4 separate regions of the Homo sapiens genome follow, and all the other regions are linked to region 4. A link is a contact called in ENCODE Hi-C or POLR2A ChIA-PET data. All regions are on one chromosome and are shown on one strand. Each heading gives the region's core, a stretch centred on a gene start or an enhancer-like site at or near the end of the contact. The rest is flanking DNA. Distances are from core to core; before and after follow the strand shown.

What was found. A loop is a pair of places that touch in the nucleus more often than their neighbours do. ChIA-PET counts read pairs that join two places held with the same protein, here RNA polymerase II (POLR2A). Pooled maps may share reads with other maps.
Region 1: a pooled map shows a loop between it and region 4 (2.3-fold over the local background). The contact joins the promoter of KLHL11 here to the enhancer-like site in region 4. A Hi-C loop is called at or near these places in 4 of 50 pooled maps. POLR2A ChIA-PET finds 5 or more read pairs at or near these places in 2 of 52 experiments (WTC11 and activated naive CD4-positive, alpha-beta T cell).
Region 2: a pooled map shows a loop between it and region 4 (3-fold over the local background). The contact joins two enhancer-like sites. A Hi-C loop is called at or near these places in 2 of 168 maps with a recorded cell type or tissue (CD4-positive, alpha-beta memory T cell and Caco-2), 7 of 37 single-sample maps with no recorded cell type and 10 of 50 pooled maps. POLR2A ChIA-PET finds 5 or more read pairs at or near these places in 3 of 52 experiments (OCI-LY7 and WTC11).
Region 3: a loop to region 4 is called in a pooled map, with 2.6 times the contacts of the local background. The contact joins the promoter of JUP here to the enhancer-like site in region 4. A Hi-C loop is called at or near these places in 1 of 50 pooled maps. POLR2A ChIA-PET finds 5 or more read pairs at or near these places in 4 of 52 experiments (HEK293T, MCF 10A, Panc1 and 1 more).

Annotation. Positions count from the first base shown.
Region 1 is chr17:41,864,138-41,866,975 of GRCh38, forward strand. It overlaps KLHL11 (kelch like family member 11), which reads right to left and starts at 1,286. Exons shown (of 2, transcript NM_018143.3): 1 at 689-1,286. The coding sequence starts at 1,233. It overlaps ACLY (ATP citrate lyase), which reads right to left. Exons shown (of 29, transcript NM_001096.3): 29 at 2,781-2,838. RefSeq lists a silencer at 1,247-1,436 and enhancers at 1,470-1,970, 1,971-2,471.
Region 2 is chr17:42,405,873-42,408,932 of GRCh38, forward strand. The region is part of intron 1 of CAVIN1 (caveolae associated protein 1); the gene reads right to left. Among named protein-coding and RNA genes, the nearest start is that of CAVIN1, 16 kb to the right of the region's middle. RefSeq lists an enhancer at 439-488. Within about 2 kb of position 1,804, at least 26 of the 41 ENCODE cell types and tissues checked have a DNase peak (open chromatin) inside an H3K27ac peak, as active enhancers do.
Region 3 is chr17:41,785,041-41,788,030 of GRCh38, forward strand. JUP (junction plakoglobin) reads right to left here and starts at 1,671. Exons shown (of 14, transcript NM_002230.4): 1 at 1,548-1,671. RefSeq lists silencers at 963-1,175, 1,340-1,639.
Region 4 is chr17:42,132,058-42,134,886 of GRCh38, forward strand. All of the region lies in intron 1 of RAB5C (RAB5C, member RAS oncogene family), which reads right to left. Among named protein-coding and RNA genes, the nearest start is that of HSPB9, 11 kb to the left of the region's middle. RefSeq lists enhancers at 1,196-1,245, 1,816-1,865. Within about 2 kb of position 1,499, at least 26 of the 41 ENCODE cell types and tissues checked have a DNase peak (open chromatin) inside an H3K27ac peak, as active enhancers do.

The DNA.
Region 1 (2,838 bases), core at 36-2,535, 270 kb before region 4:
CCTCTCCATCTCTATAAACGGTATTACCTGCCTTCTAACCAGTCTCTGGAGCATTCCTGCTCCCTACAATCCGTTTAACACAGTGGCAGAATAATATTAAAATATTTAAATGAGCTATTTCTTTACCCAGCTTCCTATCACACTTAGTGAAATCCAAACTCCTTATTCCAACGCATCTCACGCATCCTTCTCCCCTTCATCCACTAGATCCAGCCTCACTGGACTATATTTTAATTCTCTTCTCTAAGCCAAACTGGATCCTGCCTGAGGGCGTTTGCGCTGTCTGGAATATTCATTCCCCATCTTTGCACGGTCAGTTATTTTTTGACATTCAGAGGTCGATCTAAACTTCACCTCTTCAGAAAGATCTTTATTCAATCCCTAGCCTTTCATTCCTTTTGAACGTCAGCACAACAGTTACCACATACTGACTTTCCTTTTCATCACTTTTGTCCCATCACCTAGTATCTGAGCTCCTTGGGCGCGGGGCGCCCTCGCCGGACCTGATGGTGCATCCTCCTCGCCCACCGCGGTGGCTGCCCCCAAGCAGGCGCTCAGCGAGTGTGAAACCAATGCATTCACTCAGGACTCGCGAGCTGCCGTGGCAGGCACTGCCCTCCCCTCCGCCAGCGAGCATCTCCCCCTCTCCGCGCCCGCCGCCCTCCGCGCTCCCGCCTCCCTCGCCTACCTGTCGGCCAACTCCAGCACCTCGTGCACGCTGCCCGTGCTGACGCGGATGCGCCCGGTGTACATGTACTCGATTACGGCTTCCACTGTGTCGGGTTCGGGCCCCGGCTCGGAGCTCCACTTGCGCATCTCCACCCGTCCCGAGCGGGACTCGGAAAACTGGCCCGAGAGCAGGGGCGTGAAGTACTCGGTGGCGGCAGCCAGTACCGAGCGGTGGGCCCGGAACTCGCGGCCTCCAGCCCCGCCGAAGCACAGGGTAATGTCGCAGAAGAGGCCCTGGCGCCGCTGCTCGTTCTGCCGCCAGGACAGCTCTGAGCAGTGAGAGCTGCACTCGAAATCCTCGGCTTCTGGGCCCGGATCGCCCCCGCTCGCCTCCATTGCAGAGATCCCCGGCCCAGGCCCGAAGTCCACCGTGCCGCTGCCTCGGACCTCGGCGGCCAGTCCTGCCGAGCCGGCGGCGGCCGTCTCCATGCTCTCCATCTCCAGTACCTGAAGAGATGCAGCCGCGGCCGCCGCCGCCGCCGCCGCCACTGCCGCAGCCGCCATCTTGACGCCGCTGCGCCCGGCCTCCACAGCCTCGGAACGATGCGGCTGTTGGTACGACACAGAGGGATTCTGGGATTAAATAGTGCGCGCGGGGCGGGGCCAGGTCGCCCGCCGGCCGCACATGCGCCGCCTCGCCTCCAGCAGCGCCGCCTCGCCTCCAGCAGCGCCGCCTCGCCTCCAGCAGCGCCGCCTCGCCTCCAGCAGCTCTGCCTGCCTTGGTGAGGTCCGTCAGTAACAGTCGCCCAGTCCAGAAGACTTCGCCCCAGGCCTACCCCCAGGGCGTCGGTGCGAGTATGGCTCGCTTCCTTTCCTTAGTGGGTAGCATGCTCTCTGCAGTCATTTTGTCGAGTAAAGCCACCTTAGACCATCACCTGTTGTTAAAGCCTTGAGTGGCAATACAGGATTTTTATAAGATCTAGCCCCAGCTAAGTGGATGAGGGATGAATGAGTTACTCGTTATCCGTTTTTTTTTTTGTTTCTTTTTGTTTTTGTTTTGTTTTGGGTTTTTTGTTTTTTTTTTTTTTGAGACGGAGTCTCGCTCTGTCGCCCAGGCTGGAGTGCAGTGGCGCGCTCTTCGCTTATTGCAACCTCCGCTGCCCGGGTTCAAGCGATTCTTGTGCCTCAGCCTCCCGAGTAGCTGGGACTACAGGCGCCCGCCACCACTCCAGGCTAATTTTTTTTTTTTTTTTTTTTTTGAGACGGAGTCTCGCTCTGTCGCCCAGGCTGGAGTGCAGTGGCGCGCTCTTCGCTTATTGCAACCTCCGCCGCCCGGGTTCAAGCGATTCTTGTGCCTCAGCCTCCCGAGTAGCTGGGACTACAGGCGCCCGCCACCACTCCAGGCTAATTTTTTTTTTTTTTTTTTTTTTGAGACGGAGTCTCGCTCTGTCGCCCAGGCTGGAGTGCAGTGGCGCGGGTCTCGGCTCACTGCAACCTCCGCCTCCCGGGTTCACGCCATTCTCCTGCCTCAGCCTCCGGAGTAGCTGGGACTACAGGCGCCCGCCACCATGCCTGGCTAAGTTTTTGTATTTTTAATAGAGACGGGGTTTCACCGTGTTAGCCAGGATGGTCTCGATCTGCTGACCTCGTGATCCACCCGCCTCAGCCTCCCAAAGTGCTGGGATTACAGGCATGAGCCACCACGCCTGACCGTAGATGAGCATTTTTAAAACCATATATACTGAAACTATTAGTACAGTTCAGGCCAGGCCAGGCACAGTGGCTCACGCCTGTAACAGCACTTTGGGAGGCCAAGGAGGATGGATTGCTTGAGTCCATGAGTTCCAGAAGAGCCTGGGAAATACAGCAGAACCTTATCTCCACAAAAAATACAAAAGTTAGCCTGGAGTGGTGGCATGCTCCTGTAGTCCCAGCTACTTGGGAGGCTGGAGTGGGAGGACTGCTTGAGCCCAGGAGATGGAGGCTGCAGTGAGCTGTGATGGTGCCACTGTACTCCAGCCCTGGGGCGACAGAGTGATACCCTGTCTGGAAAAAAGTACAGTTACAAAGGAATACAGATCAAAGGATATGGATGCCAGGAGCCAGCAGTATGCCTTCATTGTTACTATATAGTTTATTTAAACCAGACTATGATAATACAGAGAAGAG
Region 2 (3,060 bases), core at 554-3,053, 270 kb after region 4:
GACGGTGTTTCTCCATATTGGTCAGGCTGGTCTCGAACTCCCGACCTCAGGTGATCCGCCCGCCTCGGCCTCCCAAAGTTCTGGGATTACAGGCGTGAGCCACTGCGCCCGGCCTCGCGCCGCCATTCTCTAAAAAACATGTGTGTTGAACGAATGGTGACTAAACAGACCGCGGGAGCAGGGGACCAAACTTCGGGTCGGAGATGGGGTTGCGTAATAATTGCACTTGGGCTAAAATCTCTGTGGTCGTCCAACCCTGTCCTGATCCCTTTCCACCCGTAGATGATATTAAACCACTACGGCCCTCGGGAGACACAGCTCCACTTTGGAAATGGGCGGAGCGCCCTCTGGTGCCGCAAATCGCACACTGCCCGAGCCAGGCCGAAAAGCAAGTGGTGGGAGTGTCTAAGTTGAAAGCGGGTAGGGGTTTGAGCCCACAGCTGCACCTACCCACCCAAGCAGGTAAAGTAAAGGAAGTGCATTTCCTAGACTCAAGCTATTTCTTTTTTTTTTTTTTTTTGAGATGGAGTCTCGCTTTGTCGCCCAGGCTGCAGTGCAGTGACACGATCTCTGCTGACTGCAACCTCTGCCTCCCAGGTTCAAGCAATTCTCCTGCCTCAGCCTCCTGAGTAGCTGGGACTGCAGGCATGCGCCACCACACCTGGCTAATTTTTTTGTATTTTTAGTAGACTCGGGGTTTCACCATGTTGGTCAGATTGGTCTCGAACCCCTGACCTCAAATGATCCACCCGCCTTGGCCTCCCAAAGTGCTGGGATTACAGGCATAAGCCACTGCTCCTGGCCTCAAGCTATTTCAGAACCAGCCTTAGAGATGGAGAACTGTGGTCCACCCTCCCCCACCTCCACCTTCTTTGACTCCTTCATACTGTTTGGCTCCACCAGTGGTCATTCTCCCCCTCCCCCACATTTAGAAATTGATATTGGAAAGAGGAAGAAGCTGGCTGGGAGCCACGGACATGTTTTCTCCCCAGTCTGGACATTTCTTCTGGTTGTGACTTCCCTACTTTGGGATAGAAGAGAGATTACTTTTCAATTCTTGCTTTCCCTACCCCCTGCCCCCAGCACAAAGCCTGAGCTCAGGGGTCTAGGAGTAGGATGGGTGGTCTCAGATTCCCCATGACCCTGGAGCTCAGAACCAGTTCTTTGCTTTTCTGTCTTCTCCTTGGAGGACTTAGCACCAGAACTGCTTTCCATTCCGGGAAGATTTTCCAAGATCTTGACTCTGGCCAACATTTCAGAATCTCTGGATCACTCCCTCCCCCACCTCCACCCTCATCAGAGAGCAGGGGAGGCTGAGCACAGAAAGGGAAAGGGCAGACCAAGATCATCAATAGGATCTCTTTGGCCCAGACTCCCTTTAGTGACTTCAAATGAAGGAACGAGAGATAGTCGCTTTTCTAAAGGGTTTTCTGAAGACCATTTCCCAGAATTATAAGAAAAATCCTGTCCCCTAAGAAATTAAGGCAACATAAACTGAGTCCTCTCACTGACACCACACACACACACCCCTATACATAGGCTGCTCGGTATCTCTGCACCACCTGCTACAGAAATTCCTTCCCCAGCCCCCAACCTCTTTCCTCTTCCCTCCCATCAACATCCCCCCAGAGTTTCCTGGTTTACACTGAAAACTAGGAACACCCTCTCCCAACTTCCTTCCCTTCTTGTCAATAGCATTAGCAGGGACAAAGAGGGAATGCTGGCTCCACCTCTTCTCTCATCTGGGCATCAGCTCTGCTGGGCACCAAGCCACCTCCAGCTCTCTGTTACCCAACTACACCTCCCAGCAGGCAAGGTGACCTGGGCACAGGGCATGCTGGGACTTGTAGTCTCTACCTGCCATAGACGGCTTAGTGCAGATCATGGGCAATCCTAGGGCATTTTGTTTATCCCTCTGCCTCTTATCATTCACTGAGGCATTGAAGGGTGTTTTCCTTGTTCTGAGTGTAGGAGAGTCTCAACTTCTCTTTGCATTCCCTCTGATTTCCAGTCATTCACTTTGGGGCTCCTACAATCACCCTTACCCTGCCTGCTACTGGAGTGCATATCATTTAAGACTTATACATCATTGTAGGATCTAAACCCTCTTCATCCATCTCCACCCAGAATTTACCTGCAGCCCCAGTATATATATATATTAAAAAAAATTCAGCTCTGATCTTTCCTTCATAACCTCCCAGACTTAAAAACCCACCCACGCCCCACCAAAGGGTGGAGAGAGCCCCTCCTTTCACTAAACTCAGACAATGTGAATAGGCTAGGGAGGGATTAAGGGTGACAGGCAGGGAATAGTCAGGAAACAGCCCCAGCTGCTGGAAAACAAATCCACTTTGTCTCTCTGCCCTACCCCCAGCATCCCCCGCTTCTCCCCTACCCCTGCTGCCTGCTCCACCCCACCCCTAAAGGCTGAGCTGGCTGGTTTTCCTGGCCTGTGGCTTCCTAGATAAAGGTCTTTGCCAGCTGAACTTGGAAGTGAATGGGACTGGGGAGAGAGCTGCAGACTTCTTATAGCCAATGCCATCTTCCTAGTGCCTCATGAAAGGTCTCAAACTACAACATAAGGAAGCAATCCTAGTGAGAGGAGGTTTTTGTTTTTTAGTTTTTTTGTTTTTTTTGAGATGGAGTTTTGCTCTTGCTCCCCAGGCTGGAGTGCAATGACACGATCTCGGCTCACCGCAACATCCGCCTCCTAGGTTCAAGCAATTCTCCTGCCTGGGCCTCCCAAATAGCTGAGATTACAGGCATGTGCCACCACACCTGGCTAATTTTGTATTTTTAGTAGAGACGGGGTTTCTCCATGTTGATCAGGCTGGTCTTGAACTCCCAACCTCATGTGATTCGCCCTCCTCAGCCTCCCAAAGTGCTGGGATTACAAGCCTAAGCCACCGTGCCCGGCCTTTTTTTTTTTTTTTTTTGAGACATGGTCTCACTCTGTCACCTAGGTTGGAGTGCAGTGGCGCGATCTCGGCTCACTGCAACCTCTGCCTCCTGGGTTCAAGCAGTTCTCCTGCCTCAGCCTCCCAAGTAGCTGGGATTACA
Region 3 (2,990 bases), core at 421-2,920, 350 kb before region 4:
AGTCTAGCATTGAAGAAACCTTCCCCCAAAAAGCCTTCCTGCGGTCTCACTTTCCCTGTCAAATTCTTTCAGGAAAGCGGGTGGGAAAGGTCTGTGCAGGCCTCCAGAAAGCATGCACCTTCACAATTCAGAAATCAAATGGAAGGCAAGTCCCACAGCCTCATGCGCTTCTGCCTCAATAACCAGCCAGCTAAGTAATGTGGGGGATGGGGTAGAGGCAAAAAAAAAAAGACAAGAACAACCACTCCCCCCACCTTCCTCAGTTTGGCCCAGCCCTGCCCCACCCCCATTCCTGGGGAGGGGGCAGAGCTTGAGAGACAACCACTTACGCAGGCCTTGTCTGAGGGGGTGTGGTGGTCCCAGGAGGCAGGAAGAGAAGGAAGAAGCTGCTTCCCCTCTCAGCACTTTCCACCCCCCACCCCGGCCCCTACCTCAGGCCCCTGGGGCCCAGCGAACAGGATGAATGTGGGGGCAGGGAAGACAGGGTCGGAGCCCAGGCACCGGCCCAGGTTCAGCCAGGGGCCGGCTGGGGGAAGGGGTTTTGCACCAGGAAGGACCCCCTAAGCCTAAAGGAAGTTTTGGGCAAGGAGACGGGAAAACCCCCAGATAAAGCTGCTGTGAATACTTCCTCCTGCAAAGTTTGTTTTGGGTGATTTTTTCCAACAATAAGAGGTTAGAGAAGACGGGTCCTGTTCCCCTACCAACACTCTGGCAGCCACAGCTACTGGAAACTGGGCCAGGTGACCCTGAATTCTTCATCCGTGCACAGACCCCACCCCCCAGACCCCAGGGCGAGCCACGGGTGCCAGACACCAGCTGGACACTGAGCCGAGCCCTGCACCCCCCAGTCACTCCATCCCACCTCCGCTGAAGAAGCCAGAGCCGGGCTCCCACCGGCGTGGAGGGAGGCGCCGCAGGTAGTATCGACGAGGCTCTGGGAGCTGGAGGGCAGGGCCTCTGGACTCCGTGCGCTCACCTGCTCGGCAGGTGGGGCCAGAGTCGCTGGGAAAATGTGCGCTCGGCCCCCACAGTTGGGCAAGCTGGGCGCAAACAATAGGGCCCCACCCAGGCCTGGGGGAGTAGGGAGGGAGGGAAAGCGAGGATGACGCGTGGGGTGGGGTGAGGGTGGCCCCAAAGAGACCAGCGGCAGCAAGTTCCCCAAACGGTAAATTCCTGACTGCAGCGTGAGCCCTGGGACGCAGTCGAAGCAGAGCAAAGTCTCCCCCGCCAGCCCAGGGCGAGAGTCAGGGACGCGGCGTCGGGCGAGCTGCGCGGGCCCCGGGGGAGGCGCGACCCCGGAGGCACCTGTCCGGATCCCTCCCCGCCTTGCTCAGATCTCTGGTTCGCGGAGCTCCGAGGCGCGCTCGGCCCGAACCGCGCGACCCCCAAGTCGCCGCGCCCAGGACCCCAGCGCGCCCCCTGCCGCCGGTGCAGGGTGGCGCTCGATGGCACCGGCCCTCACCTGCCCAGGGACGGCTGGGACCGGCCCCGCGGCCGCTCGCCACCCCTCTGTCCCCAACGATACCTGCGCCCCCGATAGCCCGCACCTGAGTATGGGGCCTGACCGGGCCGGGTCGGGGTCGGGCCGGGGTGGGAGCCGGCGCGGACAGCGAACTGAGCTCGGCGTGGTCGGGCGGCGGCTGCTCCGGACTCTGGCCAAGGCAGCAACTCAGTAACCGAACAAAAGGCGAAGAGACCTGACAGCCAAGCCACGCCCCTCGCCACCTCGAAGCTCCGCCCCTGGGGGAGACGCCCACCCTCTGGTGCGAGCTCACTGGCTATCTCGCCTGACTGTCCCGTGGAGGGGCGGAGCCTCGCCTCCAGTCCTCTTCCACGGCCGCCTCTGTTTATCCGCTTGCCATTGGCCCCGGGGACTGCCAGTCGGCTCTAGGGATGGACTCTAACTTGAGGTCTCATCCTAACATTGCATCTATTGGCAGATAGAAAGTTACTTCCTCCTGATTGGACAAGGCTCTGTCAGTAAGACTAAGGAAAAAACCAATGGAAGGGATGGGGTGTGTCTTGCCCCACCCTTGCTCTGAGCAGGTGAGACTCATTACTCTCCCCTTCCCCCTACCTGTCCAACAGGTAAGTCATAGGGATACCAAGGGAAGGGACAGACGCCTTCACCGGCCAGCCAACTCAGCGTCAGGCATGATGCTTCTTTGGGCTTATTCATCCTTGCCCCAAAGTAGTAATCACATATTTGTATAGCATTTCATAGGCTTTGTGCTGGGGTGGGATTTTTTTCCCGAAAGATGGAGTACTCCTGGGATTTAGAATTAGAAGGCCAGGTTTGGTCTTCTCCCACTTGGTATGATTTTAGGCAAGTTACTTCACCCTGTTTCTCCTCTTCTGTAAACTGGATACATTAGCCATATCTACCTCACTGGAGTATGTGGGGATTAAATGAGGTCAGGTTTGTGAAAGCACTCAGAAACTGCTAAAGGTTAGAAATTTAAATTAACGGTATGTTTTTTTTTAATTATTGTGACAGCTCTGAAAAATAGTTAGGATGAGAAAACGACCCTCATTGTAAAGATGAAGAAACCGAAGTTCAGAGAAGTCACAAAACTACAAAGTGGCACACCCCAAGCTAGAACCTCCTTCCTCTCATTTGAAGGACCATCAAACCAGCTGTTCCCCTCATGGAAGAGGAGCATAGACATAAAATGTCAAGGCAATGGGGAAGGGGCAGAGAAAAGGCACAAACACTTGGAGGAGAGACAGAACAATTAATTGGCACAAAAATACAGTATTGGTGTCAGGAGGCTTTGGTGGGCTTGGAAACATCAAGCAGCAGATCTGAAGGAAATCCAGCCCTGGCATGAAAGAAACGGGGCAGGCCAGGCGCAGTGGCTCACTCCTGTAATCTCAGCATTTTGGGAGGCAAAGGCGGGTGGATCACCTGAGGTCGGGAGTTCAACACCAGCCTGGCCAATATGGTGAAGCCCCATCTCTACAAAAAATACAAAAAGTTAGCCGAGCGT
Region 4 (2,829 bases), core at 249-2,748:
CCCTCATGGTTAAGGGACAGCAATGTGGATGAACAGGAGGTATCTGTGGGAAGCAAATGGTCCACATTCATGCAAGAAGCTGACAGCAAAGGGCTTGTTTTGTTCAACCTCAAATCGTTTTCCACATCCAAGTTCTCCCAGCAACTCATTTAAAAAGTGAGCTTCAGGAAGAATGATTCACTAGCCAGAAACAACAGTTTCCTTTCTGGAGAGAACCAAAGGAAAAGAGGTTTGAAATGGGGCCCACCTCTTCCCCAAAAGTACAAGGAAGGAAGTACGGGGTGGTGGGTCTCAATTAGCAACCAGAAATACCATGTAAATATTTCAAAGTTATGTCATTTCAATTTTTCATAGTTTAAGACGCTTTCTCATTTCACCTCAGTCAATGAAGAGACAAGGTCTGTGCTTTCTGCTTCTTAGAGATGCCTTCCTCACAGTGCCTATGTGCATACTAGGAACTCAAAGAGTGCTGATGGAAGGAAATAATTTTTTTTTTTAAAGAAACAAGGTCTCACTGTGTTGCCCAGGCTAGAGTGCAGCGGTGTGATCACAGCTCACTGCAGCTTCCAAGATCCTACTGCCTCAGCCTCCAGCAGGTATACACCACCACACCCAGCTAATTAAAATTTTCTTTCTTTCTTTCTTTCTTTTTTTTTTGCAGAGATGGAGTCTCACTGTGTTGCCCAGGCTGGTCTCCAACTCCTGGCCTCAAGCAACCCTCCCGCCTCAGCTTCCCAATTGCACAACTATTATCTCCTTCAAGCTTTACGACAACCTCCATTTTTCAGATAGATAATTTAACATTCATATATTAAATGTCCTGCTCATGGTCACCCAGCCTACAGGTGACAGAACCCCCCAGACCCACCATAGACATGATGCCATCCTCCCTGCTGTGGAAGAACAATGGAGGCAGTGCCTGCCCTATGTTTGGTTTAGGGCTGCTAGGTGAATGAAACTCTCTTTTTTTGTGGCAGCAACTTTGCTGGTCCAGGAAGGTCTAGCTCTAGCTGGCTCTAGCAACAGTCACAGTAATCTTGCAGTTTCTGAGTGCCCTCAACAGTGGGAGGAGCCGCCCAGAGCCAGGCAGGGCGACAGCAACAGAGGGAAAACCACAGTGGAATTACAAGTTGGTTATTACCATGAATCCACGTGACACAGAGTCTTGGCTGAGCAATGGTCTGTGGCTGGGGCACTGGAGGAGGAGGTATGAATGGACTGGGAGATGGTAATAGAAAACCAAGTCTCTGATTCCAAAAAAACCAAAGCAGCTGGTGCTTAGGGTACCGAGCTGGGAAGTAACCAGCACCTACAGGTCGAGAAAAATACAGGTAACAGATCTAAGTCTTGTCACTACCAAACCACAGGGTTAGAGGAACAGAATGTGATTTTTAAAAACAAGCCAGAAGGGGAGACAAATAACTCTCCTGCAGTGGTTCTCAACGGTGTCTGTACATTGAAGTCATCTGTGCAGCCAGCCCCTCGAGATTCTCATGAAGGTTTGGCACAGAGCCCAGCATCTGCAGGTGAAGCACACCCACTGAAGCACAGCCAGGGCTAGAGCATCTGGCAGAGAGAGAGTGAGCACAGGCACTGGCTTTCGGCACCACAGATGTGACTGTCTCCTGCCACTTCTGAATCACTTTGTAGAAGCCACCTGAGCTGAGCCTCAGTGTTCTCATCACTAATATGGGGCACACCAGGGTTAATGGCAGTGTTTGCCAGCTGTCTCACACACATCATGTTGAGTAAACAGTAGCTAAGAGTACTGACAGGGTTATTTGTAACACTTTCTCCAAGACTGTTGGTGAACAGACTCTGGCCATCCCAATGAACTGAGACAGGCTCTCCCTGGCATGAACTAGCTGGTGACATGTTCTGCCTGGTCACTGATCCTGCCTTCCAGAGATACCTGAGCAGGCACACCCAGCACTTTTTACGGTCTGTTGCCTAGTGGTTTGCCTGGCCCTGCTTGGTGATCAAATGAGCAGTGGTGTCCAACCTTTGCAGTCAATAAAGCCCAAGGAAGCCAATTTTGCTAGGAAGGGCGCACGGAGATATGAGGGTGTCTAAGCCAGGGGAAGGCCAGACCGAGAGCCCCAGGAAGCATTATACCCTCTCCTCCCAAGCCTGGGAAACTGAAGACATGGCAGGTAGTAAAGGTGAATGCATTCACTGAGCTGTCCTGCCTCCCAGGGATGTGTGTCTTACTGGCAATCTTTCTTTTTGAACCCCTGGCAAAAATTATCCACTTGTGCAGTCAGGTGATGGAATTATAGCCAAAACTGACATAGTTTTCAAAGTCTTCTTTGAGACAAAAATCAAATTCTCCATAAGAGCTAAAGTTACAGTCAAAGTTGATTTTTTTAAATTAGCCAACGTGGTGGTACACGCCTGTAATCCCAGCTACTTGGGAGGCTGAGGCACAAGAATTGCCTGAACCCAGGAAGCAGAGATTGCAGTGAGCTGAGATCGCGCCATTGCACTCCAGCTTGGGGCAAAAGAGTAAGACTCTGTCTCAAAAAAAAGTTGACTTTTTTTCACAAGTACAATGGCCGTGCTGGAGCTTCAGATCTAGGGAGAAAGATTCTCCTTGCCATGGACCCACCATCCAAATCAGAACCCTGGCTTGTTCAGAGGCCACTAAGAACAAGCACCAGTCCCAACCTCATGTCTTCCACAGGAAAGGGGAGAGAATGTATAAGGACTTGGAGTCACACTATTTTCCTATTAATACAATGCACATGAAAGCGCAGAAGGGATCTAAGCTCCTAAACACCCTGGCCCTGTGCACAGGCACTTCTGGGCCAAGGATGGAAGAGAAAGAGA